Regions from separate parts of the Homo sapiens genome. Here region 1 is linked to region 2. The links are chromatin contacts, found by Hi-C or POLR2A ChIA-PET in ENCODE. All regions are on one chromosome and are shown on one strand. Each heading gives the region's core, a stretch centred on a gene start or an enhancer-like site at or near the end of the contact. The rest is flanking DNA. Distances are from core to core; before and after follow the strand shown. Region 1 has its middle 81 kb from the start of WDR20. Region 2 overlaps LINC02320 (long intergenic non-protein coding RNA 2320).

What was found. A loop is a pair of places that touch in the nucleus more often than their neighbours do. ChIA-PET counts read pairs that join two places held with the same protein, here RNA polymerase II (POLR2A). Pooled maps may share reads with other maps.
Region 1: a pooled map shows a loop between it and region 2 (4-fold over the local background). The contact joins two enhancer-like sites. A Hi-C loop is called at or near these places in 1 of 168 maps with a recorded cell type or tissue (PC-9), 1 of 37 single-sample maps with no recorded cell type and 8 of 50 pooled maps. POLR2A ChIA-PET finds 5 or more read pairs at or near these places in 2 of 52 experiments (GM12878 and PC-9).

The regions. Positions count from the first base shown.
Region 1 is chr14:102,219,635-102,222,589 of GRCh38, forward strand. It overlaps a transcript of WDR20 not described here and a transcript of MOK not described here. Among named protein-coding and RNA genes, the nearest start is that of WDR20, 81 kb to the left of the region's middle. Within about 2 kb of position 1,522, at least 3 of the 41 ENCODE cell types and tissues checked have a DNase peak (open chromatin) inside an H3K27ac peak, as active enhancers do; they include PC-9, where a contact is called at or near this core.
Region 2 is chr14:101,705,415-101,708,114 of GRCh38, forward strand. The region is part of intron 1 of LINC02320 (long intergenic non-protein coding RNA 2320); the gene reads right to left. Among named protein-coding and RNA genes, the nearest start is that of LINC00239, 24 kb to the right of the region's middle. RefSeq lists silencers at 329-388, 469-588, 599-868 and an enhancer at 2,275-2,700. Within about 2 kb of position 1,442, at least 27 of the 41 ENCODE cell types and tissues checked have a DNase peak (open chromatin) inside an H3K27ac peak, as active enhancers do; they include PC-9, where a contact is called at or near this core.

The sequences.
Region 1 (2,955 bases), core at 272-2,771, 510 kb after region 2:
GGTCAAGCACCCTGGGGTCCTCTTGGGTTTTTCACCGGTGGCCAACGTGCTTCCTGAGTGCTGCAGCATGGGGACCCTGAGTTTTGATCATGGGCACATTCTCTGCATGGCGATGCATTCTAAAAGAACTGTTAACCAGGGCTGCCATCAAAAGGGCGAAGCCTGCTAACGGGAACCCCCAGTTCCGTTATGCCAGTATGGACTACAGAAGACGAGAGGAGGACAGGTTTGAGGGCGGTTGATTCAAGATCTCTCTGGAAGCTGGGCCCAGTGGAGAGTGGGACAGTGGAGGGCATGAAGGTGGTTCTAGTTGGCTCCTAGCTGCCACCACAATTGGCATCAAGGCGTTAGCCAGCAGAAACTGGAGAATGAGTGTGCATTTGTTTTGTGCTAATGGGAGAATAGGAAGCCTGCAGCCCTCGCGTTGGGTCGCTTTCTAGGGGTGCGGCTTTGTAGGGACCAGCTGGCGGAAGCAGCGTGTCCCTCAACATCAGGCTCTGGCAGCCTGGTGGCTGCGCCACCTCTGCGTCTCAGCAGCCGCCCTCCCCTGGGAGTGATGGAAAGCAGCCGAGTCCTCTGGGGCCTCACACTCAGTGAGAGGAAGTCTAAGGAAGGGTGCTGTCCCTCATGGCCGTCAGAAGCCACCTGCAGCCACTAAGTATGTAAATTGGGGCCAGTCCAACCTGAAAAGTGCCATAACGTGTCAACCACACAGCACACCTCAAAGGCTTCTTACCAAAAAAGTCATTAGTAATTTTTATATTGCTGAATATTATATGAAACATCTTCAGTTAAAATATTAAAATTGGCCAGGTGCGGTGGCTCACGCCTGTAATCCCAGCACTTTGGGAGGCCAAGGCAGGTGGATCACGAGGTCAGGAGGTCTTCAAGACCATCCTAACAGTGAAACCCCATCTCTACTAAAACTACAAAAAGTTAGCTGGGCGTGGTGGCAGGCGCCTGTAGTCCAAGGTACTTGGGAGGCTGAGGCAGGAGAATCACTTGAACCCAGGAGGTGGAGCTTGCAGTGAGCCAAGATCGTGCCACTGCACTCCAGCCTGGACAACAAAGTGAGACTCCGTCTCAAAAAAAAAAAAAAAAAAGAAAATATTAAAATTAATGTCACTTGTTTTTATTATCTATCTTTTCATTTTTTGAGACAGGGTCTTGCTCTATCCCCCAGGCTGGAGTGCAGTGGATCGCGGCTCATTGCACCCTGCATCTCCTGGGCTCAAGCCATCCTCCTGCCACACAGCCTCCTGAGTAGCTGGGATGACAGCCGTGCGCCACCACACCCGGCTAATTTTGTATTAGTAGAGATGGAGTTTCACCATGTTGGCCAGGCTGGTCTCAGACTCCTGGGCTCAAGTAATCTCCCCACCTCAGCCTCCCACAGGGCTGGCTGTCACTTGTTTTTAAGTTGTTAAACGTGCTCCCGGGAAGCTAAACTTAACACAGGACTGGTAGAGACACCACCTTCCTGTGGGTGGGGCTGCCTCCTACCTGGAGCAGCACTCACCTCCACCTGGCACTCCGTGAAAGGGGAGGGAGACTCTGTGGCTGCCAGATGAGGGTGGCCCCTCTCCGTCTGTCCCCAGGCTGGGTCACCACCACTTTCTCCCTCTGCCAGGAGTAGATGACTTTTCTGTTGCCGGGGGGAAGGGAGGTGCCTCCTGGTTCTGGAGATTTGTCACTTCCTGGACACCACATAGCTTGTGGAAAGCACTTTCTTAGGGTGCGCGTGGTGATGAAGGCAGAGTGTCCTGTGTGAGAGGCTTCCTTCCTCCAGACTGTCTGCGGCAGAAGTGGGGTCAGGAACCTGCTGCCCAGCTTTCCTCCACAGGCTTGATGTGTTTGAGCCAGAAGTATGGGGCGTTTGCGGGGTCCTCCACAAGTACAAACAGGGTTCTGTCCCTTTTCAGGGGTCCCAGAGGAAAAGCACTCCTATAGACTCTGAGCAGGGGCAGCTGCCACATTCCGTTTGCTTCCTGAGCTTGTCTAGGTGAACAGATTTCAGGTGGAAGGTAAGAAACGGGATGAAATGACTTGAGCGGGACAGCTTGCTTCCAGGCTTCCGGCAGCAGGGCGTGGGCGAGGCTGAAGGGCAGTTTCCGATTGTCACCTTCATTTGTGTCCACACAAGTCCAATATGTGAGAAGGTAGCAATGTCAGCTTGAGTTAAAGGCTTGTCATTTGTAAACAGTACTCATCAGCTGAAGCCTTCTTCCATGACAGCTAAGTTGTATTCCCAGAGCTGAAAATGTGCACCTTTGGGGCTGCACTGTCGCCATCTTAATGTTCTTCATAAATGAACGCCACACTTTGATGTAATGTAATTGCTGCTCAATAGTAAATGCAAAGAAATGGAAGTACTCTTTGCTGTGTAGGAGGTTAAACCCTCTTAGGTTTACCCAAGGTCACACCAGTATTGTAAAATCTGGGTGAGATTCCCCGCCCCCGCCCCCGACAGTGAGCCTCTCAGCAGGAGCCGCCCTAAAGAGCCAGATGCCCCCCACCATTCTTCCTGCTGGCCCTGGTGGGTTGGCCCCCACATCCCTTCTCCACACCCAGCTGCAGCCTCACGGCAAGACTACTTTGTTCTGGGGCTCCCCCGACCTCGGCCTGGGCCCTGCTGTCTCTACCTGTGGGGCCTACACATGTGGACAGCTACAGCCAGGGGGTGCCACGGTCACACCACCCAACAAAGCAAGAACCCCCCAGCAGAGAATGCCCTTTCAAAGGTGCCACTGAACTCTATCCTTGGAGACAACCCCTGGCTCCGAGGGACTGGGTGTGCGGTCCAGAACTGCGGTGCCCTGGGCTCAACCCTGGCTGAAGGCGCTGAACACCTCCCACGAGGCACCTGCACCTTTGGGTCAGCAAAGCTCCAAAGAACCTGTTCTCAGGTGCTGAGAAACCACTGTCTCCCCCAAGGGCAAGGCCAGCCCTGCCCGC
Region 2 (2,700 bases), core at 192-2,691:
ATTTAATGCTGTAAATGCTTAAGGGGAAATTTATATAGAAGTGAAGTGTCACAATGTCTGAATATTACTTTCCAGTGGGTTGTGGGGGGAAGGTACATATATAAAAAGAGTGACAGAGAACGAACGTGACAAAAGAAGGCAAAATGTTAACGTGAAGAATTATGAGAGATTATTTGGGCATCTCATTTTTCCGTGGATTTGGACATTTTTGTCCAGTCCCCAGAGGTGACAGTGTGGCCTCTATGGCTGCCCCGTGCTCTGTGACCGGCGCATATTCACCACGGGTGAGCCCCTCGAGCTGGGCCCTGGGGAGAGAGAGGGCGGTGCCCAAGCCAGGACCCTGCGGGCCGGGGCTGGAGGAGGCGCAGGTCCCGGCGTCCATGTGCAGCCCTGCGGCCGGGGCGCGAGATCTCCCCGCAGGCGGCCGCTCCCCGCCAGGGGCTTCCGGGAGCAGCCGAAGCCTGAACCTGGACGAGCCGCGACCGCAGCCGGCGGGGGGTGCCGTCCTCCTCGCCCTCCCTGGAGCCCGGCCCTGGGCCCACGCCGTGCCCCGAGCCTCCTCTGCGGCCCGCCCCCAGTTCCCCCGGTCCGCCGCGGCCGGGCATGGGGAGGTGAAGGCCTCCGTGGGGTGACAGGGGGCGCGGGGCCGCTTGTCCCCAGCGCAGGAGGAGCCGGGACCCGACGCGCACCCTCCGGCCTGCTGGAGGCTGAGCCGCCGCAGGGAAAGCACGTGGGTGAAGGGCCCAGCGCGGCGGTTCCTTGAAAAAGCGGGAGCCTGGTCTCAGCTGGGGCCTGGGGCCTGCCCCGCCCATGCAGGGGTCGCGGGAGCAGGGGCTCGGCCTCCTTCCCAGGCCGTGGCGGCGCCGCCCCGGAGGCAGGGACAGGGGCGAGCTCCCGCTGAGCCGCACTTCCTGGGCGAGGCCGCTGCAGGCAGCGCCGGAGGCACGTGCCCCGAGGGCCTCCTCTTCTGCCCCAGCTTGACAGGCAGCCCTGGGAGGAGTGAGAAGCTGCTGGCGCCGGATTCCTGCCCCTAACTCCCTTCAGGAGGAAATTCATGAGGCCCAGGCCAAGAGAGGAGGCTTCCCGGCAAAAAGGGAAGGGCTGGGCAGGGGCAGCAGGAACCACGGCCCGAGGGGTGAGAGCTTCTGGGCTCTGAGAGCCTGACCCTGACTTCCCTTGGCCCGTGGACATGACCTCTCCAGGTCAGATTCCTCCTCCGCAGAATGGAGGGGATGGTACTGGCAGGAGGTTGTACCGACCTCGCAAGGCCATCTCGAGGGCTCGAGGAAAGGCCTACCACGCATGGCCCGTGGACAGAGCTGGTAAATATTGGCTGTCACTAAGTTCAAGGCCGCAGGGAACATGGCAGAGTGACCCAGGTGTCAGCACAGGCCTTGTGCATGAGGAAGCGCTAGGGGAAGGGAAGGAGACCTCTACACCCACTGCCTGCACACCCTGGGACAGGACTCCAGAAGTCCCCGCCCAAATCCCCCTCCATCTCCCCCTCTAACCTAAGCCCCAGGTGCTGTGCCGTATCCCCAGCACCCAGCACAGTGCCTGGCACACAGCATGACTGCCCACAGGGGCAGGGGCTGCAGAGAACCCGCAGGGATACAGCCGACCTGCAGGCCCAGTAACAACTAGGTTTTTAAAATCCAGAATGAGGCTCTGCGGTTCACCTGGAGACATGAAGACTGGGTCTGGCGCCACACACACACAGCAGGGTCTGTGGTCTCCGTTTCCAAGGCCCCCGAATCCCTGGCAGTCCCCAGCCCAGCTGCAGCAGGGACCAGCTTCCTTAGCTGGACCATGATCCCCCTCGAGCATTAGAGACAGGAGCTAGTTCTGAAGAGCCCGGGACAGGTGTAGTGAAGATGCCTGTCCCGTGAAATCCTCCCCTTTAATGAGGAGGCTGCCTACCGCCGGGGCCAAGGAACTGAAATGGAGCAAGAAGGGGCCGCAGGCAATTCACCACCAGCAGGGCCTGTGAGTCCTTGAGCCCCGCATAAAAAAGTATCCAGCTTGGCGCAATCTAAGGTGTAATTGTACCATTTGGTCACCAGAGGGCGCTCAATAATCATCTTTGCTTTTAGTATCGCAAATTACGCAGCAGAAAACTTCCTGCCCATTCAGCACACGCAAGCCACTGTTGCATGTTTCTTGTGTCAGCTCAAGTAATTCTCACAACCAGCCATGAAGTATTTGTTGTTGCCCTTACACAGCCGAAGAATCTGAGGTTCAGAGTATTTGAGTAATTTGGCTGAGGTCACACAGCAGTGACTCTTAGAGGCAGGACCAAGCCCAGGTCTTGTCTCCAGAGGCTGCACTGTGCACCCCCATACTGCTTCCTGTTCGACCTGTATGATACTGCATGCATTTAAGTTCATGTTCTAGCAAAATATCTCCCTGTATAAGGTGCCAAACTTTTATTTGAAGTGCTAGGGGTGCACACAGTGCAGCACAGAGGAAAGTCCTTTGTTTCGTCCCAGGAGTTTGGGTCTGACCCTGTAGCAGGGTGTGCTTGTGCCGGCTCACAAGCAGACTATTACAGTGCAGGGTGTGTAGTAGGACCCTCTGGGCTCCCTCATCCCCACCAGTGCTCACATGCTCCTGATCACCAAGGACAGCCGTCCTGGACCTCCCCAAGTCGTCATGCAGGCCATCTGGGAAGGGAATATGCCCAGGAGCTCCGCCTCTGAG